Regions from separate parts of the Homo sapiens genome. Here region 2 is linked to region 1. A link is a loop called in an ENCODE intact Hi-C map of the cell type or tissue named here. Cell type or tissue: HepG2. All regions are shown on one strand. Each heading gives the region's core, and the rest is flanking DNA. Links, peaks and the distances in the headings are about the cores only.

Region 1 (15,792 bases), core at 3,154-11,153:
TGTTCATGAAAACTTCCAGTAGGAGGATATCATTAATTTCACTCATTTAAAGCCAGGAACATAGACTTCAAAGACATTAAGTGTGTTGAAGTCCATGTTGTGATTAAATGTAGGGGGTCGGGGAGGCTGGTCTGTAATCCAGCTCCATTTGACTCAAAACAGTCTATACTAACCTCAAAAACAAATTAAAAATTGTGAGAGTGTGTGTGTGTGTATTTTTTCTACTTAACAGCCCAGCAAAATGGAACTAATGGAAATATCATATGCATACAGTGAGGTTTTATGAGCAAATAGACAATAAATTCTTTTTTTTATTAGCATCAGGGTGACTTTGTGGTTTTCCATGGTAGAGGTTAGGGGATGCACTGGGTAACTGCCCTGGAGCCTCTTCCTTAAAGTATGCCAAAACAGACTTCCAGAACCTCATTTTTAACAGGCATTAGGTAACAGTGTAATAAAACATACTATATCAATAAAATTTAATGCCCAAATAAAAAAATTATTTGTATACATTTTTATATTTATTTCACTATATAATAAAGGGGCTATTATATTGTTGCCATATGTCTTTTCTAAGTAAGTTGCAACTCCTTACTTATCTGGGTCTGACATCAGGACAGCTGAAGCACATGGCAGTCAATACCACTGCGGAAACAGCACAAGAAAGGATTGAGGAAAGCAAAGACCTAAACTTAATTAGCTGTAATATTGTGCAGCTAAATGACACCTATATTGTGCTGGTCCCTTAGATTTTTTGGATCTGGACCGCAGGGGTTAGATTCATCACTGAGATCATATCTGGCCTCTGTGCTTCAATCCCTGTTTCAGTCGTGACCAATGTATTGGTTCTTTTCTCACAGTGAAATAAGAACTAGGGATTTCTATTACAACCAGAATGTAGTAAAGGCATGGAATCTCTTGTAGGTACTATTTTCTATTTTACTTTATGGGCAAATACAGAAATATTACTTACAGACATTACATGTTATTTATTAACATGCTAATAAGCCTTCACACATTTAAAAGTAAACATTAAACTTCTAACAAATTAAATCTAGAATAGTACATGTAATGCAGAGACACTGGAAAAGGAATGCACTTTAGAATCAATTTTTAAAAAGTAAAATAATCAACTGATTATAATAAAAGTAAAAAGTATAAGAGGAGATGCTTATTAGTCATTTTTGCAGCTCATTTTAGTTTTGTCACTTTTTGCACAATTTAAAATTTATGGAAACGTTCTAATGTTGCCTTTAATTTTTTTGCCAGAATTATTTTGAACTTGGTTGAAAACTGAAATTGACGAAGAAGGAAAAAAAATGGAAGAAATTGAAAGAAAAAGAGGCCAGGATCCTAAACAAATCAGAACAAAAAAAAAGAAAGGTGAGGAGATTCTGTTTTTCATTGCTCTTAAGTATAGTAGTATAGAAGCCAAGAAAGTTCAAAAACAAGTACTAGTTCTCTCACCGGCTGAGGAAGTATGAGTCTCAGCGACATTATCCATACAATTACAATAGTAGTTACGTACCTTGGAGGATTGTTGCGAGTAATAATTTACATAGATTTAGCAGTTTTACCACAGTGTATGACACAAAGAATTGCTTGGTTTCATGTGTGACTTTTTCCCTCTCCTTTGACATACAGACCATCACCCTTTGGGCTGATTTAGCACAATCCTGACGGGAGTTAGCAAGTGCTAAATAAGTATTTGTTAGTAGACTGAAGCATAAAATAAGTGAGTTTTTAAGATCCCAGACTGGGGAAATCCTCTGCAGTGTTTCTGTATATTCTGGAAAATCAGCTAGAGATTGGGTGGGGAGATGGCCTTAGAAGTGAGAACTACAGTTTCTTTTAATCATGTATTATTAGTACTTAGGATCTCAGAGATTTGTTTCATGAGTCAATGAAAATGTGTTTCAACCAGAAAGGTATTATTGCTGAGCATTTATTTCCAAATCTGTTGCACACTATAGTCATTACCCAGAATATTGCTTTTCACAATTCTCATTGTTATCCAGAGATAGACGATAAAATGGATTAACATAGATATTTGCCCAAAGTTTGAGGTCTGTCTAGGGATGTGCTGTGAGAGGTATAAGCAATGTACTGTAAAATATTAAGGGGAATGATCTTGAAGTGATCACTTATGTTCTGTAACACAAATGAGATTGCCCCAAATTACAGGGTGCCCACTGACTCGAGACTGGCAAAAACTCCCAGATAAACTTAAGACTGAAACATCATAATGTGTTGAGATTTGAAAACAACAAAAAAAAACACAAGAAAACATACACTGCTATCTACATAAGCCCCAATGCCCATGGAGCTCAGAGCTCAGACTCTTGACAGTTGAGCCAAGGTATGTTTTCTGGAAGCGTTGCTTTTCACAAAGTCAACTGTAAAGGGGATAGTGTATGAAGATGAGTCAAATCATCTTCCCCCTGGTGGGAGGAATTTACCTATTCTGTAAAACACACCCAGGTCACTGTTTTTTGTTTTTTGTTTTTTGATGGAGTCTTGCTCTGTTGGCCAGGCTAGAGTGCAATGGCGCGATCTCGGCTCACCGCAACCTCTGCCTCTCAGGTTCAAGCGATTCTCCTGGCTCAGCCTCCCAAGTAGCTGGGATTACAGGTGTGGGCTACCACGCCTGACTAATTTTTTTTTTTTTTTAGTAGAGACGGGGTTTCACCATGTTGGTCAGGCTGGTCTCAAACTCCTGACCTCAGGTGATCCACCCACCTAGGCCTCTCAAAGTGCTGGGATAATAGGCATGAGCCACCTCGCCCAGCCTTTTTTACTACTAACTTTTTAAATAAACTTTCTGTCACAGAGAAATATTTGGGCTTTTGAGCTCAAAGACTATGCTTTGATTTTCCATTTTAACAATGTTTCCAAATGATGTGTGTGTTTTTAGAAGCTTTTTTAGAAGCTTGATTCAAGCAGACTGCTGAGTCTTGAAGTCTTGCGCTTTTCATCCCATTGGATAAACAGAACCAGGCATGTTTTTATATTTCTTTTATTCTCAAATGAAAATGACCTAGTCAATCAACTTCGATATATTCAGACACAAGAATACTTCTTTCGTAGGGTATTCTATTTTCAAGTTTTATACTGTCATAAATTTGGGATTAATATTAAGTTGCAAATTTCAGGTAAAACAGAGTGACAAGGTTTAATGAGCACTACAATTTCAGTGGAATCCTTTTTACTGAGAGTGGGTCCCTGCTCTCATGAGGTCTCTTGATGTAGTAAATTGAAGGGTGTAAACCTAATTGGCTGAGAACCTGTTTGACCCCAAGGCAGACTGCTAATGCGTTCTTTCTGGTGTAACTTTGTACCAAATTTAAGGTTGGTAAGCCTGTTCACCTTTCGAGAAAATAGAGATTTTAATGAGCTGTTAAGTTACCTCTGCCTGAAAGTGGCAAAGGGTCGCCCAACCTTCCATCCCCACAACACTGTATTTTGTTTTGTTTATGCCATTGCTTAGAACAATTATTTTTAAATCACATTTCAGAAGAAGACATAGAGATACGCAGTTATTTGCCTAAGCTTTGAGGAATGCACCTTGAGAAGAATACGTGGGTATGCATTACATTTTGGTTTCCAGAATAATAAAAATTCTGTTATAACTCTCACGAGTCATCTTAGGGATGAGTAGGGACTGTATTACTTTCTAGTTTAATGAAACCTTAAACAGTTAATCCTAATTTATCAATTTATTCAAATTGAGATTTCTAAAAATGTACTTTAGTATCTCCCAAGAAAATGGGAATTTCTGGGGAAATGAATTGCTTCAGTTCTTTCTGAGATCCAGTGAGAGAGCAGAGCATTCCCTGTCACCCTCATCCTTCTAAAGCAATTCCGAGGGAACTCTAAAATGGACTCGTGGCTGCCCCACCCTGCATTTCTACCTGCAATCTCTAAAAGTACTGGTTATGGGCATGCTACAGTTCGGCAGAAAAGACTGACAGCAAAACCACAGAAATTATCCACCTGGTCGATCAATAGCCCAGTTTCTCACACGGTTTCCTTACCAGGAGGATTAGCCATCTACTGGGTATTGAGAGGTTCATGTACTATCTTGCCAGCTTCCAGGAGGGTAATTTATTTGCTAATGACAGTCGCATTCTTTGGTGGCTTTTCCTGCCCGGTTTATCTCCAACAGTTGTGCCTGACAACTCTACACTGGCATTCTTTATATTATAACACCCTAATATTAATATTTATTACACTTGTTCCAAAAGAACCAAGAAGGTATATTCTATTTTTTTCCTCGAAAGACTGTGTTGCCATAGGCTACTCCATAAGTAGCTGAAATAAATAATGGCTGGGGAAGAGATTATTTTCCCCTTACTGCTCATTTCAAATGTTTTTGCCTAAGCACTATTGAGGTGACAAAAACAAAATCTAACACCTGTCCCTCCACCCCTAAAACAGTACTAAAAAGAAAATCGAACCCTTCAACTGGGAGATTCCAGACTATTTTTCAAAGCCAACTGATAGACAACTTAAAAATGATTATGGGTCATCTGAAAAACAGCATGGCACTAATGATATTTAATATCCTTCAGGCAGAGCTTCTGGAATGTCTCAGAAAAATCAGTCACTTAAATATATATATTCAAGATTGTACATATTTTTATATATTTTATTATAGATTTATATAATACAATATTATATATAAATCTGTAATTAAAATCTATTATATAGTATATGAAATATTCATATACATGTATATATACAAAATCTGTAAACCCACTGTTAGAAATTAACAAGATTGAAAAGGATTCAGTTCATTTCTAATAAAATTTCTAATAATACCAAATAATGTGTTCAAAAATACTTATGACAACATTTAGATTACAGGTCCTACAACTAAAATGCTTCCTTTCTCCTCCTAAAATAATGAGAATGATATTCATATGTAGCCCAATAATCAATTAATTATTGCCACATCATGACTTTTTTTTCGATTTTTCATTATATTTAGCAGCTGGCCAAAGACATAATACTACTTTCTTCAGCATAATCTGATGAAAATATGAATTTAAATTTCAGAGTTGACCATGGCAGGGGGGAAGGTAAGAGAAAGGGCAAGGGTAGAAGGTGGCGGAAGAGGGAAGGAGAAGCCCGATGGGGGCAGAGACCTCTGACTTGTTTATTGCTTTATCCCTAAGCATGCAGCATCATGTCTGACACATAGTAGGTGTAAACAGTCACTGTGTGGAATTAATATTTATTGCAACCTGTCAGGCACCAAAGTTTTCACATTTCTTATGGTAGCTAATCCTCTCAAGAGTCCTATGAAATCAGTATTATTATTATCCTTAATTTACAATATCTATATATTGTGCTGACGCAAAGTAACCTACCAATGGCTTAGTATGAAAGGAAAATGAATAGTAAAAATTATGTTCATAATCATCTAGTTTTAACTCATTTCAAATAAAATGAAGAGAGATGACTGGAAGTTATCTCATGACTCATTTCAAATAAAATGAAAAGAGAGATGACCAGTAAGTTATCATATGAGTAAGGGCACATGAGTTTTGCAGATACTCTGTTCAGTGACTGTCATAGGTAACACTGTGAAGCTTTCATAACTAAGCATGATACTAACTCTCGGTGTGTGCTGTATTTTAGGATTCAGAAAGCAACATGGGGAAAGGTGAACCAGGTAGACTGGTATTTAAAAAAATAAAAACACTAAACAGCAGCAACACCTACCGCTATTAGCCATCACGAGCAAGGTGTCAAGTCACTGAATGCAATTCAACTAAATTGAGGAAAAATGGATTACCTTGTGTGTCTATTTTAAAGTTTCAGCTGATCTTGAGAGGAATGAAAAAGGGATTTGCTTGTTTCAATGTATCTCAAACTCATATGCAAATAAAACTCTGATACTGCACTACACATTTATAGTCAAAGACAATACTTTAAGAGGAGTAGCACACAATGCAACTGCAAATGAATGTCACACACACACAAAAATAAGGCAGACAATGTTAAGCTCCAATGAAGAATTTTGGTAATTACAAGCTGTATTGTTAAAAATCACTGTCAAATATGTTTGTCTCCATTGTTTGTGATTCCTCTTAAGATTGAAAACACTCTCCTCCCTGAGGCTCCACCCCCCCTGCCGTTTTATCCTTCTCCACTGCTACTACCACTCATGTGAAATTACTCCGGCGTGTGTGTGTGTGTGTGTGTGTGTGTGTGTCTGTGTCTGTGTCTGTGTCTATACAGGAATGGCAGAATTTGGATGTCTCTCCCCAAAACATTTAAACAAAAAATGAACTCTAGGACAGGACAGGGATTGGTGTTGTTTTTTAATGGGTGGATCTTGAGGAGACCCAGGAATAGGGGCTATATAAATAAGAGACCAGTAGGGTGGCATTTGTTTGTTTATTCAGTAAACAAAAAATTATTGAGTACCCACTAAGATGAGGCACTGTGCTAAGTAGTGGACATCCGGAAAAGTGAAAGACATGAGAGTTGATTGACAGGTATGACAGGAAATTACAGTTCGTTGAAAGGTAAATTTTTGTTTTGAAACCTAAACCCCATAGCTAAATGGATTCAAGAATTTAACAAATATTTATTCAGTTCTGTTGATGATCTTTCCCTTGAAATATTCTTTTGCTAAACTTCATAACACTATATGTTCCTGAAATTATTTCCTTTATGTCTTAGATTCCTTTGCAAGATTTTCATCCTTAGCCTGTTGTTTAAATGTTGGTGTTTCCTAGGGTTCTGGCCTAGGATTTCATTTCTCCTCATTCTAAATACTTCCCCTGGGAATTCACATTCGCTATATGACTTTTAGTATCATTCTTATGATATGGACAACAGACATGATGGCATCAAATTCTGCATGTTCAGATCAAACACCTTCTGAGCTCCAGACTCAAATGAACCTCCCTTAACATTACCACCTGGACATTTCAAAATACCAAAAATTGAACTGATCAACTTCCTCCTATATCACTGAAGAGCACAACTATCTGTGAAGTTGCCGAATCGAGAAACACAAGAATCATTCTTAACTCCTTCCTTTTTACTTCCTAACAACCAATCTCAAAGTTCCATGGACTTTATATTCTAAAACATATTAAGAAGTCACCCACTCCTCTTCATGCTCTCTGCTGCCACCCAATCCAGGTCACCATCATCTCTTGCCGAGAGTCTCACAAATGTCTGCTTAATTGGTCTCCCTGATTTCAATCTTGCCTGCCTCTAATTATTTTTCACGTTACAGCCAGGTATCTATTTAAAATGCAGATTTACCATATTGTTCTCTTATTTCAAACCCTTTTCCAATTTCTCATATACCGAAGGTAAAGTCCAAACTCCTCCACGAGGTCCTTTAGATCTCTGTTTACTTAAAAAATTCTTGTTTTGCTGCCCCTCTCTCAGATGCTACATTCCAACATACTGAACTTTCAGTTCCTTAAACATGAAACTGTGCTCTTTTATCCTAGGCCTTCCCCTATCCTTTCCACTGCTAACTCCTAGTTATCATTCCAACATTGGCTTTCTTTGGGAAGCCTACTTGGATTGCCACCCCACTCCAGTTTAACCTACCTCAATCGTACTTAATTCCCTGTCAGTTCTGCCAACCTACCCTTACCTATGACAAACAAGGACAGATGTTCTTATATGTTCCCACAGTCACTTATACTTTTCCTTTAATATGAATTTTGAGGATTTTATTATAAACACTGATTTTTATAGTCTTCACTAATTATAATATAGAGGGTAAGAAGACATCTAGTACACACAGCTTGCCTTTGTATCCCTAGCACCTAGTACAGTGGTGTGCACAGAATTGGTGCTTGATAAGGGTTTGTTCAATGAGTAAATGGAGTACCTCATTTATAGGAAATTGGAAAGGGTTTAGAGCTAAATAAAATACCCCCTACCCCTAAGGAGAATGACATAAAATGCAGAATATCTGTTATACATAATTATAAGATGATAATGAGTAAATAAAATTGACTCCAATTTGGATACATGAGGATGTGCTAACATTGTAAATTGGAATTAAATATTTAGCTCTCCCTTCTGGGATCATCTAATCCACACTAAACACTTCTGGAAGACAGTTTTATGATTTTCTATTACAGATGAGAAAATAGGCACAGCAAAGTTAATTGAGTTATCCAAGGTTACCCAGTGAACCAGAAACACAGCCAGGTACTATTGTGTCATTGTAGGATTTCAGCCTATATACTTGAATAGTATTCTTCAAACTATCACCTCTGATAATCATATGTGAATATAGAAACTCAGGAATATAGGCACTTTTCCAAGGATTTTCCTCTAGCCTTTAACATTAAAGGCTTTCTGTGATATGCTTCTGGACTCTTGTGCATTCCGAGAGTTCCTTCTTTATTCATAATAGAGTGTTAATATCAGGCACTAGTTACCATTACAAAGTGTCAACATTTAACTCTTCTGCTCTGGGACATCATATTACACATTCTCCAACTATAAATGTCCATAGCTAGTTGGTTGGTGCATTCTATTGCACTGGATGGACATTTCAGTAGAAAATGCTGCCAGTATTTAATAAACATTTGAGAGGCAACACAGGCTATTAAATTTAATGAGATTACTAGTTCCAACATTTGCACTGTGAAAGAAAAAACTACTTGTGCTGCCATTTCAAAAGGCCAGACATATACTCAATAAGTATGTTTATATATGTTATTCTGGGTAAACACAACACACAACCACAATGCCTAAAAAAGACTTTCTCAATATACACATTTAGTGTACAAAGAGCTATGCTTTTTATAACAACAAGCATTGCTGATATTAGTTTCACAGAGATAGGCAGGTCAAGTATACACTTGAGATTCTTCCTAGCCCCAGACTGGACTAACCAATGCTCTTTTTTTTTTTTTATACCTGAATATAGTACAAGATGTTAAAATAATCTAATCTGTACAAAACTGAAGCTAACATGTACCACTTTTACTGGATGTATAAACTATGCTTCCTTTGCATTTTCAGATCAATTATACAATTTTCTCTTAATGGGTATACCATCAGGTAGAAGAATCCCCAATCACAGAACACTTCTCTTGCTCTTTGGACTTTATGTGGCCTATCTTTCATTTGCCAAAAGCAAACATCTTTACCCGTAAAGCACTCAAACCAGCTCATGACATCACTCTCCAGTCTTGCCTTGTAGCTCCAGGCCCATGAAGAACTCTAAATGTCCAAAGTATTTACTGTTCTTAGTCCCCAACCTGACATTAAGTGAATTGGTTCTATCATGGGAATATAACTGATTATGTTTCCCCTAATAAAGACAGACACTTGAGTTACCCATTTGTAAGTTAGCCCAATGTGAAAAGAAGAGAGAACTTCTGTCAGATGCCAACTTCACATCCATTGCTCATATCACAGAAATATCAACTAAAATTCGAGTGGAATCTTTCTAACACCATTTTCCAGCCCAACAAATGTGAATAAACCTGTACTGAATTGAGAGGCTGTACAAGGCAACCTTAAGCTCTATTTATGTGTTAATTGGTTGGTCATTAGTAGATGACACCCATGGGGTCAGAATACTTTTGACTTTCACTTGAAAATGTAGATTCCATGAATTCATCTTCATTCATCAGTCCTGTTTTGAGGGAAATGACTATGAAAGGATACTGCCTTCATTTCCTAATGCTGCAGTTCCTATTATGCTATACCAAGGAATAAAATTTCCTATCAAAAGTAGCATAGAGGCTGATTTGGCTTCCTGCTTTAGATCAGTGCTCTCAGAGACTTCTAAAGGAAGCAAATTCCAACTTTATAGTTCTGACATTGTCCTTGTCACCCTATTTGCTATACCAGTGTGAATGTGACAATAATAAAGGATAAAAGAGTAAAAAACAAATGTTTTCATACCAAGCATGCTTGCCCTATTTAAGAATTTACCTGCAGAGATCCCATTTCTTCATCTTTTCTTTGGGTCTCTTCCAGTAGATCTGTAATAAGAAAGTAAAATACCCATCAAAATACAATGTAAAAACGAGTTGCCTCTTATCATCAAATGCAATTCAGCCAGTAGCTTGTATAAACTGTTGCCTGAGAAGAGAATTTAATGTTTAAGTGTGAGAAGCCATGTAAAAGAAACACGCTCTGATCCCAACTGAGGACATGGCAGAGCGCGGGAGCCTGCCAACTCTAAGCTAGCCAAGAAGCCCTGGGACATCTCTCAGCTTTACCTGACATACCAAAGGATGACATCAAATCAATTAAAAATCTGTAATCATACCAATATTTTAAGAATTTGGTCTCATGCTTATATAACTCAATGCAACACAAAATTTCCTTTAGAAAAAAAGAAAAGCCTTTTTCTTTTGAAAGAAAAATTAAAAACAAACCATTTGCCCTTAAAACAAGCTCCCAAGCCAAGTTCCACCCCTACAGTCAATTTTTATAACCAAATTAAAACACCCTGGAATAATAGGTGTTATTAACTGGAAGTGGAACACCACCTCATCCATAAAGTCTTATTAATTATCATTTCACACTGAGAGGGTGGGATGCATTGAAGCTACATTTGACTAAGAGTTTGGCACCATCCCAGAGAAATTAGTGGTTGGAAGGGAAGGTCGTCAACTGAAGAGAGCTCTGTCTTAATGCATGTATACAGCCATGGTGTCTCAGTGCCCTACATTAATTTATGAACTTGCTATTAAGAAAACATATTTTCTGCCTGCAGCTATACCACCCTGTGCTATGATCTTATTATATCTCACAAACCTAAAGAGGACTAGGCTGAGTCAGAACTTGGATGAAAACTGGCAAAAAACACCTACAGCAGTGTATATTAATATGAGTATTTGCCTTACTCTCTCATTGATATAGCTTACCAAGAGACTATGTTACATAAAAGGAAAATATAAGTTACAGAAGTCTAATATGTATCCCAGAAAGGCAAACTCAAATGTTTTACCAAGTGCTATATTAGATATAGCAGGAAACAGTCATATAGTAGAGTGACAAAGTCATGCTGGTGTGTTGTAACTGGGCAGGCAATACACCAAAATTTCAGGAGACCTGGCAGATGACAGAACTGATTGTGATGACCCTTTGAGGCCGCACAGCTAAGAGGGTTACAGATGAGTGGTAAGCAATCTCCTGAAGACACAACATGCTGGGATTAAGGATAAGAGATTGTTTCTATTCTGTATGCTATAGAGGAACTGACTTTGGCTCCCAAAACCTCCCTTAATCAGGTACGTCAAAAAAGTAAAAAGAGCAGGCCAGTGTTTTGGGGTGTATTTTTAAAGGGGTTTTGATTGGCATATCAGGTTCTGTAGCTATAAGATACAGAAACCAACTTGGTGTATGGAAGATTGTTTAAGTGCCCTCAATCATTCCTCTTCCTGCATCCTCACTCATTTGCATTGTGGCATTGTAGCTACTTCCATCAAGAGGCCATGCACATCTGCTTCACTTCTTGCATCTGGGCTGGCCTCCTGACTTGATTTGGTGAATAGAATATAGCTGAAGTAACTCTGTTTCAGTCCAGACTGAGGCTTTAAGAGGCCTCACACATTTCCACTTTTTCACTTGGAACCCTGTCACTGACATCTGAATAGGCCCAGGCCAACCTGCTAGATGACAACAGACACATGGTCTAGGACTCTTCCCACTTCTGTCACCCTGCAGGTTGCCCCAGCTGCCAGCCAGCAAATGCCCAGAAGCAGAGTTGCCCAGTTGATCTAAGGATGACTACAGATGACTGAGATGGGAGCCCAACTAAGACCAGACAAACTACCCAGCTGAGCCCAGTGTCAACTCCAATTCACAGAACCAGGAGCTAAATAAATGGAATTTTGGAGTGGTTTGGTACCCGGGACTTGCCAACTGAAAGCAATGAGATGCTATTTGAATAACATGTATTTAGAAATTATTAGAAGGATATAGAGATAACTAATAGATGCACTGGAAAAGAGGATCCCAAATCTGAAGGCAATAACAACTAGAGCAGGTCTGGATGGGACGAGATATAGGTAGCATGAGCTAATAAGCATTTTATTCTGGGCTCCTCTAAACTTTATGTCATTCCACTCAAGATGAAACTTCATAAAGAGAACAGCTACTGAGCCTAGCTTAGATCTCTTGCCTACTGCTTGGCTAGGGGAAAGTATGGAGTACTTTCATTGTTAATCCCAAAAGGATTGGACTAAGAATAGAAAGAATAGTTTCCAAATGCAAAATTAGGGTTAGAGAAGGAAGGATGGACATCAGACAGGCCAAAACAACAGATTTCTACACCATCTGGTTTCAGTTAACTGTGTCCTTACCCCAATTCTCTTCAATATTTGTGAGATATAAGATCACTCCTGTGTTCCTATGAGGATGTGGCTACTTAGCTCCATTACTTCTGGATATTAGGAGGTTCTCAGAGCTGGGCACTTTGTAATGAATTAGATTGTTTAATGGTGCAGTGTAACTGGAGTGATACATAGTGGGGTTCATCAACCACAAAAGAAAACTAATCTTGTTCCTCCAGAGTCAACTTAGTATGGCAAGTCCAAACTCCTTAGATAAAACTTACTGGATCAATAATGAGTGTCAGATCTTTTATGCAGCCAAACACAACTCACTCATCTGATAAAATATAGAAGGAAAGAAGTCCAGTCTACTCACAGAACTTCATAAAATTATAGGAACTTTAAAATTATGTTCTCAGTTTTCTCCAAATACATACGGGTCATACTACTCTTCCAACAAATCTGATGCCAATGACAATGCTTGACTTGGGATGGCTGAATAAAAACAACCGAAGAATTCCTAGAATTTTAAATTTTAAATAAATATTCTCCCTGACTGACCATCTTGTATAAAGGGTATAAGCAGACACCTGTTTTGGTTTTTATTTTTTTTTTCTTTGTGCCACATATCTTCCCTTTGAGAACTCCTGTTCCTCTTTTCCACATGATTTCCATGAAACTTTTGGTCAAGAGGCCTAACTAACCTTTCCTGCTGCAGAAGCAGGTCATGGCCCAGGCTAGCAAGTCAGAGCATCTTATCCCCCTGAGCATATGAGCTAAGCAACACCAGAGGTGTCCTTTTAGAGGATTAATGTGAATGCCAGGAAATAAATTTTCTCCTTCTGAAGCCACACCTTATATTAGCCTGGTGTTTCGAAGTCTGTATTTTCTACTATGTTGAAGAAACTTATTAAGCAATGAGGCTGGCAAAGAAGAAATGAGAGCCAAGAAAGAGAGAATTGCTTGAGGACTACATCCACCCTTGACTGAAGCCCACAAACCTCCTGGACTTCCAATACATAATTCTTCCTCTATTCTTTTTCTTAAATTAGCTTTTGTTGGATTACTGCCATTTTTAAAAGTCTCCAGGGATGTAGTTGTATTGAACCTTCTTATCTCTATTCAGAAACCTAGAAGAACTTTCTAGTCCACCTTAAAATGTTTCATCCTACAACAAATATATGAAGACATGAGACTCAAAGAAATGCAAATGGTTTGGCTGAGATCACCTAGTTAGTACAAAGCCACTTCTACAGCTTTGCTCTCCTATCATCCTGCTCTGTCTAATCATGCTCTCATTTGTACCTCTCAATACTTAATTGCACCCTTCTTCATACTGATTTAAAAATAAAATACACACTTGTCTGTATTCTTCTGACCTGCTTTAAAAGTTCCCTGAATCAGGGCGTCCGTGACATTTTTTTTTTTTTTTTTTTTTTGTTTGACAGCGTCTCATCCGATGCCCAGACTGGAGTGCAGTGGCGCCATCTCGGCTCACTGAAACCTCCACCTCCTGGGTTCAAGCGATTCTCCTGCCTCAGCCTCCTCAGTAGCTGGATTACAGGTGCCAGCCAGCACGCCTGGCTACTTTTTACATTTTCAGTAGAGACGGGGTTTTACCATGTTAGATGGGCTGGTCTTGAACTCCTGACCTCAAGTGATCCGCCCGCCTCGGCCTCCCAAAGTGCTGAGATTACAGGTGTGAGCCACTGCCTCTGGCCCATCCATATTTTACATCCATGTTCTCCTTAACTACTGCCTTTCTATCTTTGATATTTAACTTATATCCCCAAAATTGCTCACTCCACCCACACCATTGCTGTATGCCACTGCTCACTCGTTAGGTGCATTGTTCAAGCACATGCATTTGGAATGATGAACACGGTTATTAACCTGTGCTGATGAAATATGGCTACTGGGCATCGCTGAGAAGCACCACTCTATGCAAACAGACAAAACACAAGAGAATATAGGTGAGACCCCTAGATAGTTAAAGTGACTTAATACTGTGATAACAGCGTGATTAGTATCTTTCATTATAATGAACAATCTTGTTGTTTGTTCTTATCAGCATGGAAAGAGCTGAAGGGCTGCTCTGCTCTTCTTATCAGCATTGAAAGAGCTGAAGGTCTGCTCTACTCTTCTTATCAGCATGGAAAGAGCTAAAGGGCTGCTCTGCTCCCTTGCTCACCACTGACATGTTCGTGTTTTCTTTTATTACTCTCTGGTTTGCTGTTCCATACAAATAGCAACTCAACTACCATGTAAATTGCTGTGGTGAAATTTGCTTCCATCAACATTAGTTAATGAAAGATCTTTGGTAAAAAGGGCAGCAGCCCTGTGTATTTTCCTTGGATTGGTTCCAATTTTTTAAATGAGCTGATACTCACTCATTATGACATAAAGTCATTAGAGGGAGAAAAAGCCATATAAAAAAGCAGAACATCATGGATGAGAATTGGATGATCCAGCTGTCCTGTTTTGTTTTGTTTCTGCTTTACATTTCTCTGGAACACTTAGGGTTAATATATCACGACCAAGTTTTTGGCTAAGATAGTTTTATATCTCTTCCTCTGCAGTCTTTGCAACCAGTGATCTGGCTGTTTAAGGAGGTTTGACACTTTTTAATGTTGATTTTGGTTTCTGGTAGCCAAGAAGCAGATAGATTGTTTGTTTATTTTTCAAAGGTGAGTCATGTCCAGGTGTGTATGAGCAATTACACCCATCTAGTAACTTGAACCTTCCTAGGGAGACTGAAGATCAAATTGAGAAATGACTATATTTTTCTTTAACCATTCCTATAAAATGCCTCATCCATATTACAACTAAGCCCAACTGATAATGGAGAGAAAGTTATAGAAACAGAGGCTTCTGACACAGCAACATTTATAACAACAGCACTGGACAGAGTAACATTGGCAGCAGAATATGTTGAGTTACTGATTGCAGTTTAGAGAAAAGCATTTAGCTCTGGCTCTTGTAACTTACTATAATTCAGTGCTCCTGTCCAGTGTTACTCTGTGTGTCTCGACATTTACCAAACACAATAGATAATGCAAATTCTCAAAATAATTCAATATTTTATTAAAAAGTAAATTTATGATATTTCTATTTGTGAACAGATTCATATATTTAAATATATTCATATATTTGATTCATAATTTCATATAACAAAATTCATCAGATAAAGCAGCACATTACAACCCTTATGAGCCTATAAATGATGGACTTAGCCTTCTATTATTCCATTCCAGATACTCAAGACATTAGCTACATGCCAGAGATAACGGGTCAGTTTCTCTTTTTCTTCCTTAGCTACCCAGTTATTGGAATCATTGACATTTTAGAGACAAGAGAACACAGAAATAATCTAATCCTAGGGTTGCTTTTTTTTTTCCTAAAGAAGTACAATTCTGTCTTATAAGGGAAATCATATATACTTTCTAATGTAAATTATAAATAGGTAATTTAAAAAGCTGAGAAGGAGCTGCTTTTAAGGAAA
Region 2 (15,792 bases), core at 3,890-11,889, 110 kb before region 1:
ATGGTCTCACTCTATCACTCAGGCTGGAGTGCAGTGGCATAATCATGGCACACTGTAGCCTCAAACTCCTGGGCTCAGGTCTTAGCCTTAGCCTCCCAAGTAGCTAGGACTACAGGCATGCATCACCATGCCCTACTAATTAAAAAAAATTGTAGGCTCACGCCTGTAATCCCAGCACTTTGGGAGGCGGAGGTGGGTGGATCACGAGGTCAGGAAATCGAGACCATCCTGGCTAATACGGTGAAACCCCATCTCTACTAAAAATACAAAAAATTAGCCAGGCGTGGTGGCATGTGCCTGTAGTCCCAGCTACCCAGGAGGCAAAGGCAGGAGAATCACTTGAACCCAGGAGGCGGAGGTTGCAGTGAGCCGATATCACATCACTGCACTCCAGCCTAAGCGACAGAGCGAGACTCTGTCTCAAAAACAAAACAAAACAAAACAAAAACCAAAAAACACATTTATAGACATGGTGTCTCATTTTGCCACCGAGGCAGGTCTCAAACTCACAGCCTCAAGAGATACTCCTAATTCAGCCTCCCAAAGCACTGGGATTTGAGGTGTTAGCCACTGCTCCCAGCCTGCAACCTTTAAATAGCTGCAAAGGAAGAGGCTTTTCAAGTCTGTAACTACATATACCTAAATGAGTGCTAGACAACAGCTGTACTACCTTGGTTAAGAGCATCGGTTCTAAATTGTAACTGCTAGTTCAGATCCTGGTTCTTCTCTTTACGAATTTTGTGATCTTGGCCCATTGGCTCAACACTACTGTGTGTCAATATCCTTAGGGAAAATACTGGCACTTACTTTGTGAGATTTTCTGAGATTCAATCAAATTCATTAATGAAAGTTAAGTGCTTACTATAGTAGCCAGAACTCAGTAAGTGCTCCATAAATGCTAGCTGTTATTACTAACCAAGCACATAATAGATTTAGAAGAATCATTCTCAACAGGGTTCATCTTGCTCCCAGAGGACATCGAACAATATCTAGAGACATTTCTGGTTGTTACAACTCGGTAGGAAGCTGCTCCTGGAATCTAGATCATAGAGGTCAGGGACGCTGCTAAACATCCTAAAATATAAAAGACAGCCTACCCCACAAGGAACTATTCAGTCCAAAATGTCAATAAAGCTGAGGCAGAGAAATAATGAGCTAGAAAAATCACCTTTAGTCAACAAAGATCCTGAGATGTTTTCTCCATAGGGCATTAGATACCACTAACCAAATATTGCTGGCAAACAAAATAACCCTATGAAACTGCACCCCATCCAATACCAAGTAAGCTAATGCTGGAAAAAGTCAAAATGATAATTGGATATATGGAAGTATAACACTCTAGTATGTCTTAGAGTTATTTAAAAATACTCCTTTGAAAGAGTAATCTTTATTTCTAATTAGAATCACTTTTCTAAAATTTATTGAATAGAATTCTGAGAGTGATGAGCAAGGATATAAAAAAGCTTTAGAGACTACAGGTCCCATCAAAATTAATGCCTGCAAATTATCTAGAGTTCTTCTCCCACAGGACCCAGCAAGAAAAAATGGTGTACTTACAATGGATACTGGGTAGGAGAGAAAGTGGCCATGAATTTTCATGCTTCTTTATATTTTCATCCTCCTCAACCTAGCCTAGATAATTTTTGGATGGTGGGATTATTTAAAGAAAGCTAAATGAGAAGGGCTCAAAGTATCTTTTTCCTTGCAGTCCTGATCTCTTAAATTTAGCCAGAGCTCTAGCTGAGAGGATTTCTTATCCATCCTTCCTATGAGCTTCGCTGTATCTCCTCCAGCTTGTGTTGAAGAGAGTATATTGTCCACTTGAAACAAAACCTAATAAGACTAACAGAAACACTTTCTTCATAAAAAAATAGCCTCTTAAGTCTGAAGAGCCTCTGAAGTCTGAAGTTCCTTAAGGAACACACCATTGACCCTGAACTTCATTACTTGGGAACTGATGGTTGGTTCTCAGGGAACTGCTAAGTAACAGTGAGATCCCTTTCCTTCTTCAGTCCTTGGTATGGAGGTACTGCTCAAACACAGAACAGGGTTCCAGTGATGATACATGAAAAGGTATGACTCCTTTCTTATGCTTGCAGGTGAGACTCACAACAGAGGCTTATATATATACACAGAATGTGCACACTGTTGTCTGCCATAATGTTAAAGGAGGACTCTGTAATATTCCAATTATAGTGGGCTTAATAACAGTGCCTAAAGAAATCATTCCTGTATTAGTCCATTCTCACACTTCTACAAAGATACTACCCGAGATGGGATAATTTATAAACGAAAGAGGTTTAATTGACTCACAGTCCCACATAGCTAGGGAGACCTCAGGAAACTTACAATCATGGTGGAAGGAAAAGTAGGCACTTTCTTCTCAAGGCAGCAGGAAAGAGTATGCGTGTGTGAGCACAGGAAAAACTATCATTTATAAAACCATCAGATCTCGTGAAAATTCACTCACTATTACGAGAACAGCATGGGGAAACCACCCCCATAATCCAATCACTTCCCTTCCCTGACACTTGGGGATTATAGGTCCCTCCCTCTACATGTGGGGATTACAATTTGAGTTGAGATTTGGGTGTGGACACTGCTAAACCATATCATTCTGCCCCCGGCCCCTCCAAATCTCATGTCCCTTACACATTTCAAAACCAATCATGCCTTCTCAACAGTCCCCCAATGTCTTAGCTTGTGGGAGTTCAGTCAGGCTGGTGGGAAAAATTTTAAAGATAGTTATAAGAAAAAGACACAAACCTTGGAAGGCCAGGGGGGTTTGCATAAGCTCCAGTAATAGATCAGGCTGAAGGCAGCGTAATCCTTACCTTGAGTTAATTGCTTAGGGCGTAGAGTAGTTTATCTAAATAGCTTCTTTACTCCTGTGGTCCTAAAACCATCCTTTGATAACTGCTGCTGCATAATTGCTCTCTGCTTGGGAGGTCAGCAATGTCAATTACCCTCTAGTGGTGTTTACTCAAGACCTTTGTCATTTATGCTGAATAAAGGCGAGGTTTGCTGGCTGATTGGCTGGTCTGCGGCTGCAACTGTTTACAGCACTCTCCTTGGTGTCTGTAGGTGGCCCGGACTCTCAGCTGGACTGACAGGCAAAATATCTGTGTCCGTGTACGTTATTCATCTGTCACTGGGTCAAGGTCTCCGGGACAGACCCCCTACAGCTGGCGCTCCGTGTGAGGAATGCTGCGAAGGATCACGACGGACCCCCCAAAATGAAGGTGAAAAGGACCGCAGAGTCAGTGAGTCAGTAAGTCAGTGGTGCCTGCTTGGAATTTCCTAGTCCAGGGGTGGGGGATTGTTCAGGCTGAGGTTTCATCATGGGACAACAGTTATCAGTGCAACAGAAATAGTATATAAAAGTATTGAAACCGCTGCTTAAGGCTAGTGGAGCCAGGGTTTCGCAGGCTCAATTAAGGGATCTAATGAAAACTGTTGTAACCCATAATACATGGTTCCCAAAAGAAGGCACACTAGATGTAGAGCTCTGGGAACAAGTGGGAACAAATCTTAAACAACATCAGGTGTAAGGTCTATGGGTCCCAGTATCATCTTTAACGTAGGGGCCTTAGTAAGGGCGGCTTTGGTCCCACTATACACAGAAGAGCCTAAAAAGGTGAAGGAGGAGGAACTGTCACATACTTTACCACCCCTGAGTCCCTCAGACCTGCTATCACTGGGGAAAAATAACAAAGAGGAAACAGAGGTCTTGCCTGAACCTCCTCCTCCAATAAATAGGAAAAAAGACAAGAGACACACTCCAGCTATGGGACCTTGCCTTAAGCAAGCGGCATTAGAAGGGGAGCTTTCAGCCTGCCTGGTAGTGCAAGACTGACAAGGCAATCAGCAACATGAACCCATTTCTTTTAACGCTTATAAAGAGCTAAGAAAAAGCATTAAAGAAAATGGAGCCACTAGCCCATTTACAAAAGGAATAATTAAGGACTTGGCAGACAACTTCCGTATGACCCCATGGGACTGGTCAATGCTAGCTAAAACAACTTTGGACCCTAGCCAATACCTCCTTTGGAAGGCAGAATATGATGAGTTGTGTGAACAACAAGCCAACCAGAATCAGGCAGACAGGCAAGACATAACAGCTGCTATGCTCCAGGGGAGGGGTCCCCATGCTGATGTACAACAACAACTAGATTTTGATCCCCAGGCCTATGCTCAAGTGTCTTTGTGTGCTCTCAGGGCTTGGGACTGAATTCCCAAAAGCGGAGTTCAACAGGGATCTTTTATAAATGTTCGACAGGGGCCTCAGGAGCCATGTGTTGAGTTTATCAATCGGTAAACCAAAGCAAATAAGAGACAAATTAGTCACGCCCAGGCCACTGATATCTTATTGGTGCAACTGGCTTTTGAAAATGCTAATGTGGATCGCCAGCAAGCAATGCAGGCAATCAGAGGAAAGGCAGCCACAGTCAGGGAACTTATACAACCATGTCAGCTGGTGGGAACTGAGACACACAAAGCCAAAATATTGGCTATGGCATTAAGGGCTCCTAAAGTAAAAAGGGAGAGAAGCCAAAATTATTTCCTATGCGGAAAGCCAGGTCATATGAACAAGGAATGCCCCCATAGTAGAGACCAAAGTAACTCAGGAAAGAACCCCCTTCTATATGCCCCCAATGTAAAAAGGGGAAACATTAGGCAAATCAATGCAGGTCAAAATTTGAAAAAAACGGAAACCCCATAAGTAACCAGGTAGGAAACTTCATGAGGCCCCGCTACAAATGGGCAACGCCAGCAGCTTTCCTTGGTCAGATGGAAAGTCCACAGTCCTCTCTCTCAGAGCAGGCACCACTGGGAATGCAGGACTGGACTTACTCTGCCCCAGTGAATTAGTGCTTAAAGAAGAAGACCCTAAAAGGGTTACAACTGGGATCTGGGGCCCACTGCCTCTGGGAACAGTGGGATTAGTCCTAGGGTGGTCTAGCTTATCTGGTAAAGGAATTAATGTGCTCACTGGGGTAATTGATAGTGATTACCAAGGTGAGATATAGGTTAAGATGGAATGTAAAGGTCTGCATATTCTTCCCCCTCGATCAAAGACAGCTCAGTTACTGATTTTACCATACTAGGTCCCCAAAGCCCACAGAAAGGAAAGGGGAAGGGAAGTTTGGGAAGCACAGGAGACACAGGAGTATATTGGAATCAATTAATCACTGACCAGAGACCCATGATTACCTTAGAAATTAGAAATAAGAATTTTACTGGCTTATTGGACACAAGGGCGGACATTTCAATTATTAGTGATCAAAACTGGCCAGAAACTTGGGCTTGGGTCACTCAGAAACAAAAAATTGTCGGCATTGGGGAAGTGCACACAGCCAAGCAGAGAACGTGCCCCCTAACATGTTGCAATTCAGAAGGAAGAAAGGCAATTATGCAACCTCTAATCATGCCCATCCCTGTTAATCTTTGGGGATGGGACCCATTAGCCCAATGGGGGTCACTCTGCAGACCCCTTTCTAACAAGGGCCACTGTTATTATTCTTCCCCTACCCCGATGTGGCTCTCTCAAGATCCTATTTGGGTAGAACAGTGGCCTCTGAAGGGAGAGAAATTACAGAGGGTCCATGAATTAGTTGAAGAGCAATTAAAAGCTGGACATGTGGAACCATCTAATAGTCCTTGGAATTCGCCCATTTTCCTCATTCCCAAAAAGTCTGGGAAATGGAGACTTTTGCATGACTTACGTGCTGTTAATGTCAATTTGCAACATATGGGACCCCTTCAGCAGGGGCTCCTTTCCCCCATGGTGATTACTCAAGATTGGCCTACAATCATTATTGACTTAAAGGACTGTTTTATATTTATATATATATATATATATATATATATATATTCGTTATACTTTAAGTTCTAGGGTACATGTGCACAACATGGTTTGACACATAGGTATACATGTGCCACGTTGGTTTACTGCACCCATCAACTCGTCATTTACATTAGGTATTTCTTCTAATGCTATCCCTCCCCCAGCCCTCCATAACCCAAGAGGCCCTGGTGTGTGATGTTCCCCGCCCTGTGTCCAAGTGATCTCATTGTTCAACTCCCACTTGTAAGTGAGAACATACAGTGTTTGGTTTTCTGTCCTTGAAGGACTGTTTTTATATGATTCCCTTAGCAGAACAGGACAGAGAAAAATTTGCGTTTACAATACCAGCTATCAATAATGAAAGGCCAGCTTGTCAATTTCATTGGAAAGTGCTTCCTCAAGGAATGCTAAATAGTCCTACCATGTGTCAGTATCATGTAAATCAAGCTTTGCTACCCAGTAGAAAAGAATTTCCTGATTGCAAGGTTATTCATTTATGGATGATATTCTACTAGCAGCCCCAATGGAGCCAATGCTTTTAAATGTATTTACCTCTGTCATAAAGAATACATAGCTAAAAGGTTTAATCATTGCACCCGAGAAAGTATAGATGTCTTCTCCTTGGAAATATCGTGGGTACATACTAACTTCCCAGTCAGTAAGATCTCAAAATGTTAAATTAAATATTAGAAACTTACACACCTTAAATGATGATCAGAAATTACTAGGTGATATCAACTAGCTCTGCCCTACTCTGGGTATATCTACGGATAAGCTGCAAAACCTGTTTTCTATCTTAAAGGGCAATACAGCCCTAGATTCTCCCAGATATTTAACCCCTGCAGCAAAAGGGAAATTGAGGAAATAGAATAAACCATCTCTCAGAGGCACCTAGATAGCATAGATCCAGGCTACTCAATTCAAATGTTTATCTTTCCCACCAAACACTCCCCTACAGGGTTAACCACAGACCCCAGGACTGCACTTTCTAGAATGGTTTTTTTGTTTTTGCTCACATACCAGGACTAAAACACTAGTTCCCTATATCCAGTTACTTAGTAAAGTCATCTATTCAGGCTGCAAATGATGCAGTCAGTTGCTAGGTTATGATCCTAATATCATCAGGATTCCTTTAAGTAAAAAGCAGTTAGAAGCAGTATTGCCCTTATCGATGGACTTGCAAATAGCACTCTCTGATTACACAGAACAAATAGAGCATGTCCTTCCCGCTGACAAACTCCTTCATTTCTTATCTTGTACTCCTGTGATCTTGCCTACACAAACAGTTCACTCCCCCATACCTAATGCTTTAACACTGTTTACTGATGGATCTGGTAAACATGGAAAGGCGGCAGTCTTTTGGAGACTACATAATTCACTCACTTGATCTGGATTTACTAGCACTCAAAGAGCTGAGACTGGGGCCCTGATATTGGCCTTGGAAACTTTTTCGGCTCAGCCCATCAATATTGTTAGCGACTATGCCTACTCTATTTATTGCAGAACCTTGCAACAGCCCTAATTAAGTCCACTCTGGAGCCCACCCTGTGTGCTCTTTTTCTTAGACTTCAGCAATTGCTAGATCAGTGTATACATCCTATTTTTATCACACATTTTTGAGCCCAGAGTTCACTGCCTGGCCTATTGGCTTACGGCAATGATCAAGCAGACCTTCAGGTTATGACATCACTGCTTGACCAAGCCACCCAATCACATCAATTTTTACACCAAAATTAGAGAAACTTATCTAAACAATTTCAACTCACCCAGAGACTAGCTAAACAAATTATCCTGCAATGCCCAGATTGCCAGCTCACAGGCGCATCCCCACCTTCAACACGTGTTAACCCTAGAGGACTAGAACCTAATCAGTTACGGTAAACAGATGTTACACACATCCCCGAATTTGGAAAACTTAGATACGTACGTGTATCCATTGATACCAATTCTCAATTAGTGCCCATGCTTTGCCTGGAGATTCCACCCAATATGTCATTAAACATCTTTTAACTTTTGCATTTATGGGATGGCCCACAAAAATTAAAACTGATAACGGTCCAGTTTATGTCAGCTCACAATTTCAACAATTTTGTCACACATGGGATATCCAACATTCCACAGGCATCCCATATGACCCCCAAGGACAGGCCATAGTAGAACGTGCCCACTCCACCCTTAAAAATATGCTCAAAAAACAGAAGAGGGGGAGTATGGGTAAAGACCCTGCAACGCTACTAGCACAAGCCTTATTTACCCTTAATTTTTAAAATTTAGATGACAAATTTCAATCAGCTGTAGAAAAGCACTTTGCTAAAACCTCTCAAGACATAAAACCTGCAGTTTTATGGAAAGATGTAAACAGTAATATATGGTGTGGTCCAAATGAATTACTAACTTGGGGAAGAGGGTACACTTCTGTCCACACCCCCTCAGGTCCTCTTTAGATTCCAGCATGATGCATCAAACCATACCATGGCATGGCTAGGACCCAACCCGGTACCAGAAATGAAGGAACTGACCTTACAGGACCCACAGCCCTGGACGATGTGGCTTCTGTGGACGACAAAAGCCCCGGACATTACCTGGGGTATGCTGAAGAGGACAACTCAGGAGGCTGAATGAATCCCGCTCCAGACACAGACACCATTCACTTCAGATAATTTGTTCCTTGCTATGCTGTCTGTTGTACATTGCAATTCACATAGGGTATTGCTCCTTTTTAGGCCCTTGCTTTGTCTGCAACCTGTACCTGCTACACTCTATTGGGCTCATATCTTAGATCCGCCTTTCTTTAGTCCTGTCACCTAGGCAGACACCCCCTTCCCAGGCTTTAATAACGTGACTGCTTGGCTAGGAGGGATAGATTTACCCCCAGTGGGGTCCCTCATTAATGGCACACATTGGACTAAGATGCCAGATAACAATAAGTATCACTCCAATATCCTCCCACTATGCGTTAAGTTATAAAGGTTCTAACCCTTACTGTGTACCTGCTCAAACACAATTATGGCTACATCATGGCAAAAGAAATGCCTTAACAGTCTTAGCTGCAGGTAGCCTCAAACCGGGTAATTCAATCAATGTTGCTTTCCCAAACATTCCTTCCTGTGCTAAAGAACAAAGCCAGGAAAGTAATGAATTCCACTTTAGCTGGGAGGTCTGTCACAGGGGACAAGCCTGTAGCCTCCAGTTAGGCAATTATAACACCTTAGACTGGAACCCTCATGGCCATTTGCAGGACAGCCTTACTGATGTCCACATCCATCATGGCATCAATCACAGTTTCATAGCCTTGTTCCATCCCCCTGTGATTTGGGCCAATGGGGGGATGGGATATCCCAGACCCCAAGTAAAGTCCATCCCACTTCAAGACACTTTATGGTGACTGGGACATCTTAGTACTTCCTTTGACACCTGGCATGGGACATATCATAATTCCAGTAACAACTATACTATAACCTTTATTCATAATCACACTGATCAGTGCCTAATTTGCACTACCCATCCATATGTTTTCCTTATGGGAACTAATATTTCCATTACACCCAAAACTCTGCATTTGTGACCCAGGTGCAGGAACAGGCTTGGTTTGTCTCATGTATCACTAATTATAATATATCTAATTTAAATATTACTAGTGCCATGGTATTAAGGAGACAATCTGAGGCATTCCTATCAGTCAATTTGACACACGACTGGCAAGGTTCCTCTGCCCTTGCCACCTTAGAATGTACCCTATCCCAGGTCAGACCCAAAAGATTCATAGGCACACTTACAGCCTTTATAGTCTCAGCCATAGTTATCCTAGCAACTGCTAGTGTGGCTGTAGCATCTATTACTGAAACAGTACAAATGCTGTTTTTGTAGATAATTTGGCCAAAAATGTGTCTAATGAACTTCTCTTACAGCAGGGTACAGATCAAAAGATTCCTGCAAGTCTGCAAGCCCTTGAGGCTGTCTTGGAATATGTGGGGGAGTGACAAGATGCACTGGCATTCTGTCAACAATTAAACTGCGACTGGGAGCATAAACATATCTATGTCAGTTCTCTACCATGGAATCGATCAATGCATAGTTGGGATGAGGTGAAACAATACCCCTGGGGAACCTTTCATTACAACTTAACAGCAGACGTAAAGCAACTTACAACTGAAATTTTAGAATCCCTTCACACGATACATCTACACACCCAACAAACAGCCATATGGAAGAGCAGGCAAGATCATCTCTCCTGGTTAGACCCCTGCTCCTGGGGGTCACTCTTTGACTGGAAAAGAATGTTGCTAATTATACTCATGATTGTCTTATGTTATTTGCTAATTCTAGGATACAAAGCTGGAATAAGAGGAATGACCACTTCGTCTGACAGACCTGTTGCTGCACACATCTGTACCCTTCGGTCAACAGAACCCGATGCAAAGAACAGAAAAGGGAGAGATGTGGGAGTTCAGACAGGCTGGTGGCGTGTCCAGAATTTATTCCTTCCGGTGGGTTCTTGGTCTCGCTGACTTCAAGAATGAAGCCGCAAACCTTTGCTGTGAGTGTTACAGCTCTTAAAGGTGGTGTGGACCCAAAGAGTGAGCAGCAGCAAGATTTATTGTGAAGAGCAAAAGAACAAAGCTTCCACAGCATGGAAGGGGACCTGAGTGGGCTGCTGCTGCAGGCTGGGATAGCCAGTTTTTATTCCCTTATTTGTCCCCACCCACATCCCGCTGATTGGTCCATTTTATAGAGTGCTGATTGGTGCGTTTACAATCCTTTAGCTAGACACAGAGCGCTGATTGGTGACTTTTTACAGAGTGCCGATTGGTGCATTTACAATCCTTTAGCTAGACACAGAGCGCTGATTGGTGCGTTTTTACAGAGTGCTGATTGGTGCGTTTACAATCCTTTAGCTAGACACAGAGTGCTGATTGGTGCATTTTTACAGGGTGCTGATTGGTGCATTTACAATCCTTTAGCTAGATAGAAAAGTTCTCCAAGTCCGTACCCTACCCAGGAAGTCCAGCTGGCTTCACCTCTCAGTGGGAAAAATTTTAAAGATAGTTATAAGAAAAAGACACAAACCTTCTTGGAAGGCTGGTTGGGGGTTGGTTTGCATAAGCTCCAGTAATAGATCAGGCTGAAGGCAGCCTAATCCTTACCTTGAGTTAATAGTTTAGGGCACAGATACAAAGGAATGTAGAGCAATTTATCTAAATAGCTTCTTTACTCATGTGGTCCTAAAACCAACCTTTGATCAACCACAGGTGCATAATTGCTTCTACTCTGGAGGTGGGCAGTGTCAATTACCCTCTAGTGGTGTTTACTCAAGACCTTTGTCATTTAATCTATACTGAATAAATGTGAGCTTTGCTGGCTGATTGGGGCCACAGCTGCAACTCTACAGCACCCTCCTTGGTGTCTGTAGGTGGCCTGGACCCTCAGCTGGACTGACAGGCAAAATATCTGTGTCAGTGTATGTTATTCATCCATCATTGGGTCAGGGTCTGCAGGACAGACCCCCACATTAACTCATTCAGCATTAACTCAAAAGTCCAAGTCCAAAGTCTCATCTGAGACAAGGCAAGTCCCTTTAACCTATGAGTCTGTAAAATCAAATACAAGTTAGTTACTTCCAAGATACAGTGGAGGTACAAGCGTTGGAAAAATGCTTCCATTCCAAATGGGAAAAATTAGCCAAAACAAAGGAGCTACAGGCCCCACGCAAGTCTGAAATCCAGCGGGGGGGCAGTCATTACAACTTAAAGCTCCTAAAAAATCTCTGTTGACTTCATGTCTCACATCCAGGGCATGCTGATGCAAGTGGTAGGCTCCCACAGTCTTGGGCAGCTCCACCCCTGTGGAATATACAGCCCCCCTCCCAGTTACTTTGATGGGCTGGCATTGAGTGTCTGTGGCTTATCCAGGTGCACAGTGCAAGCTGTCAGTGAATCTACCATTCTGGGGCCTGAGGGACTGTGGCCCTCTTCTCACAGCTCCACTAAGCAGTGCCCCAGTGGGGACACTGTGTGGGTGCTCCGACCCCACGTTTCCCTTTCCACACTGCCCTAGCAGAGGTTTACCATGAGGGCTCAACCCCTGCAGCAAACTTCTGCCTGGACTTCTGTAGCAGGTGTTTTCATACATCCTCTGAAATCTAGGCAGAAGTTCCAAAACTTCAATTCCTGACTTCTGTGCACCTGCAGGCCCAACACCATGTGGAAGCTGCCAAGTCTTGGGGGTTGCACTCTCTGAAGCAACAGCCTGAGGTGTACATTGTCCCCTTCTAGCCACAGCTGGGATGCAGGGCACCAAGTCCCAAGACTGTACAAAGTAGCAAGGTGCTGGGCCCAGCCCATGAAATCATTTTTCCCACTAGGACTCCAGGCCTGTGATGGGAGGGGCTGCTGTGAAGGTCTCTGACATGCCCTGGAGACATTTTTTCCCCATTGTCTTGGCAATTCACATTTGGCTCCTAGTTACTTATGCAAATTACTACAGCAGGCTTGAATTTCTCCCCAGAAAATGGGTTTTTCTTTTCTATCTCATTGTCAGGTTGCAAATTTTCCAAACTGTTATGCTCTGCTTCCATTTTAAACATAAGTTCCAATTTCAGATCATCTCTCTCAAGTTCAAAGTTCCACAGATCTCTAGGGCAGGGGCGAAACGCTGCCAATCTCTTTGCTAAAGCATAGCAAGGGTCACCTTTGCTCCAGTTCCCAATAAGTTCCTCATCTCCATCTGAGACCACCTCAGCCTGGACTTCATTGTCCATATTACTATCAGTATTTTGTCAAAATCATTCAACAAGTCTCTAGGAAGTTCCAAACTTTCCCACATCTTCCTGTCTTCTTCTGAGCCCTCCAAACTGTTCCAACCTCTGTCTGCTACCCAATTCCAAAGTCGCTTCCACATTTTCCAGTATCTTTATAGCAGTGCCCCATTCGTAGTACCAACTTACTGTATTAGTCCATTCTCACACTTCTATAAAGATACTATCCAAGACTAGGTAATTTATAAAGAAAAGAGGTTTAATTGACTCACAGTTCCACATGGCTGGGCAGGCCTCAGGAAACTTACAATCATGGCAGAAGGAGAAGCAAACACCTTCTTCACAAGGCAGCAGGAGAGAGTGTGCATGTGTAAGCACAAAAAAACCTGCCATTTATAAAACCATCAGATCTTGTGAGAATTCACTCACTATCATGAGAACAACATGGGGGATGTTGCTTCCATAATCCAATCACTTCCCTTTCCCTTCCTTGAAACGTGGGAATTACAGGTTCCCCACTTGACATGTGTGGATTACAATTTGAGATGAAATTTGGGTGGGGACATAGAGCCATACCATATCAATTCTCTAATCCCTGGAACCTGTAAATGTTAACTTATTTGAAAAAAAGGATCTTTGTAGGTATGATTAAGTTAAGGATCTTGAGATTCAGGGCATTATCTTGGATTATCTGTCTGGACCCTAAATAGCATCATAAATGTCCTTGTAAGAGGGGGATCTGACACACAGAGAAGAGTAGAAGGCCATGTGACCACAGAGGCAGAGATTGGAGTAACGCAGCCATAAACCGAAGCTGGCAGCCACCAGAACTTGGAAGAGGCAAGAGATCGATTCTTCTGTGGAGGTGATACCTTCATTTCTGTTTGGTGAAACTGATTTTGGACTTCTGGCCTCCAGAACTGTGACAGAATACATTTCTGTGTTTTAACTCATCTAGTTTGTAATTTGTTTCAGAGGCCACAGGATGACTAATACAGTACATTGTTTATGACTGTGGATTCTCTTCTCACAGGCCTATATCACCCAAACCTGAAAAGGGAAAGAAGGATGTGAAGAAAATAATATAGGAGGAAGAAGAATGAAGAAACAGCGGGCAAGAAAAAGAAGAAGACTAGAAAGAGAAGATGAAGCAGGATAAAGTGGAGGAGAAATAGCTTTACTGAATGGTAGGTCATATACAAATTATACTGGGGAAAAGTGAAATTTGGCCCCTAAATTCCACATCTACCTACACGGTGAACATTGAGGGTATGCCTAGGTCCTAAGAGGAATTTGTCTTCAATAATCTTCATGAATCATTTAAGAGTTTTAATGGTAACTAACGAGAAAAATTTCAGTAAGCTATATTAAAACTGTTAAATGATTTATTTAACAGTTTTGGTCAAAACAGTGACCCCCTTATTCATCAAGCACTTAGGGTTGATTTGGCAACACTAAACATCCTTTAAGATTCTGTTCATAACCTACTTCCTCTATAAAATCTTCTTTGACCTCTGCTCTTTCCATTTTCTGAATTTGTGTTCCACGTACAGGAAGTATGTCTGTTACTTCTGCTCTTCCAACAACAACAACAACAACAAAAAGCCCAAGGATGCTGCTAAATATCTTAAAAGGTACAAGCAAATAGTTATGATAGTTTTATATCTCCTCCAGCAGTCTGCACGGCGAAGGACTATAATAGAGTCCTTGTGGTGACTGACGGATTAACCACTATTCTGAGGCCAATAATACAGATGGCCTCATCTGTTTCATCTTCTATCTTCTACCTGTGTATCATATTGTGCAATGGTGATTGATATTGAGAATTATATCCCTGAGGCTTGCCAGGTCTAAATCAGAAAAAATAGACTGATAAAATTCATTGTCTTGCTAGTTGAGAAAATCTACTCATACATTTTAGGAAGATTTCCAACTGGAAGAATTGAAGCCAGAATGCATTTCTCATCATCCTAATTTAATGCAATTAACTGCAACCCTCAAGTCCCAAGTATTCAAAGCATCAGAAGAATTGCTTTATTAACCAAAGATTCATAGGTTTAGCCTATAAATATACCTGAAGGTACCTACTTTCTGTTATTTATTTCCCACTGTGTGGTAAGTCTTAGCATAAATGTGGTATAAAACAAGCTTATTTTTCAGTTGATTATACATTACTGGCTTAAAATTGCCCAGAGGAAAGTCTTCATTCATGGGCTTGTTTATATTTTTTATATTGCTCATTTATATCCAGTGTAACTGAAATTGAAGTTCAGTTCTGTAAACTATCCCACAGTAAGTACTCAGATAACTGCCCACATGCAAAACATTAGGTACACACAGGGCTAAAGAATTTAGTCAAGAGGGCGGGCATGGTGGCTCATGCCTGAATCCCAGCACTTTGGGAGGCCAAGGCAGGCAGACTACTTGAGGTCAGGAGTTCAATACCAGCCTGGCCAACATGGTGAAACCCCATCTCTACTAAAAATACAAAAATTAGACGGGTGTGGTGACATGCGCCTGTAATTCCAGCTACTCGGGAGGCTGAGGTGGGAGAATCGGTTGAACTCAGGAGGCGGAGGTTGCAGTGAGCCCAGATGGTGCCACTGCACTCCAGCCTGGGTGACAGAGTGAGTCTCTGTCTCAAAAAAAAAAAAATTTAGTCAAGGACATACAACTGTTCGTAAGAATCCTTCATGATTTTACATTTAATGTTTATTTATTTTTTTATTTTTTAAGCATAAGAAAACCAAAGGCACATTGTTGGCATTCCTATCACGTCAAAACAATGAATATAAACCACATCATACAATTAAGAATCAGAAATATAGAGAATGGGAATAAATTAACCAAGGAACTCATTAATACACCTCCAAACAGAAAACTAGGACCTAAAATAATGTAAACCTTAGTGAAACAACAGCTGCTCTTATGAAAATCCATATATTCTAATAGTACAGTATTACTGCCTTTCCTACCTTGGAAAAATTACATTATAGTTATGTGGCCCATATTAAGGTTTCTTTGGGCTTTTATAAGTATAAAAGCATTTCAAAAGGATAAGCTTTTGAAACTGGACATTTAGCTATCCACTAAGTCAAGTCCCTTGAGAAAAAGTTCCATTTTTTTCCTCTGGCTCTTTTAGAATGTTCCAAAAGAATGATTCAGAGAAACCATAAATAAAAGAATTATG

What was found. A loop is a pair of places that touch in the nucleus more often than their neighbours do. Peaks named below come from ENCODE experiments on the same cell type or tissue, not always from the same donor. Only the 100,000 strongest peaks of a DNase experiment are listed, where the experiment ranks them.
Region 2: it touches region 1 in a loop (6-fold over the local background); 2 of 110 quality-filtered maps call a loop at or near these places.

What each region holds. Positions count from the first base shown.
Region 1 is chr14:80,570,435-80,586,226 of GRCh38, forward strand. It overlaps CEP128 (centrosomal protein 128), which reads right to left. Exons shown (of 25, transcript NM_152446.5): 20 at 9,940-9,989. Among named protein-coding and RNA genes, the nearest start is that of CEP128, 360 kb to the right of the region's middle. In HepG2, for the core only: no CTCF peak of the experiment used is centred there; DNase peaks (open chromatin) are centred at 7,407 and 9,137.
Region 2 is chr14:80,461,686-80,477,477 of GRCh38, forward strand. It overlaps a transcript of CEP128 not described here. Among named protein-coding and RNA genes, the nearest start is that of DIO2, 260 kb to the left of the region's middle. RefSeq lists an enhancer at 2,596-3,287. In HepG2, for the core only: no CTCF peak of the experiment used is centred there; a DNase peak (open chromatin) is centred at 7,116; H3K27me3 peaks cover 5,290 bases.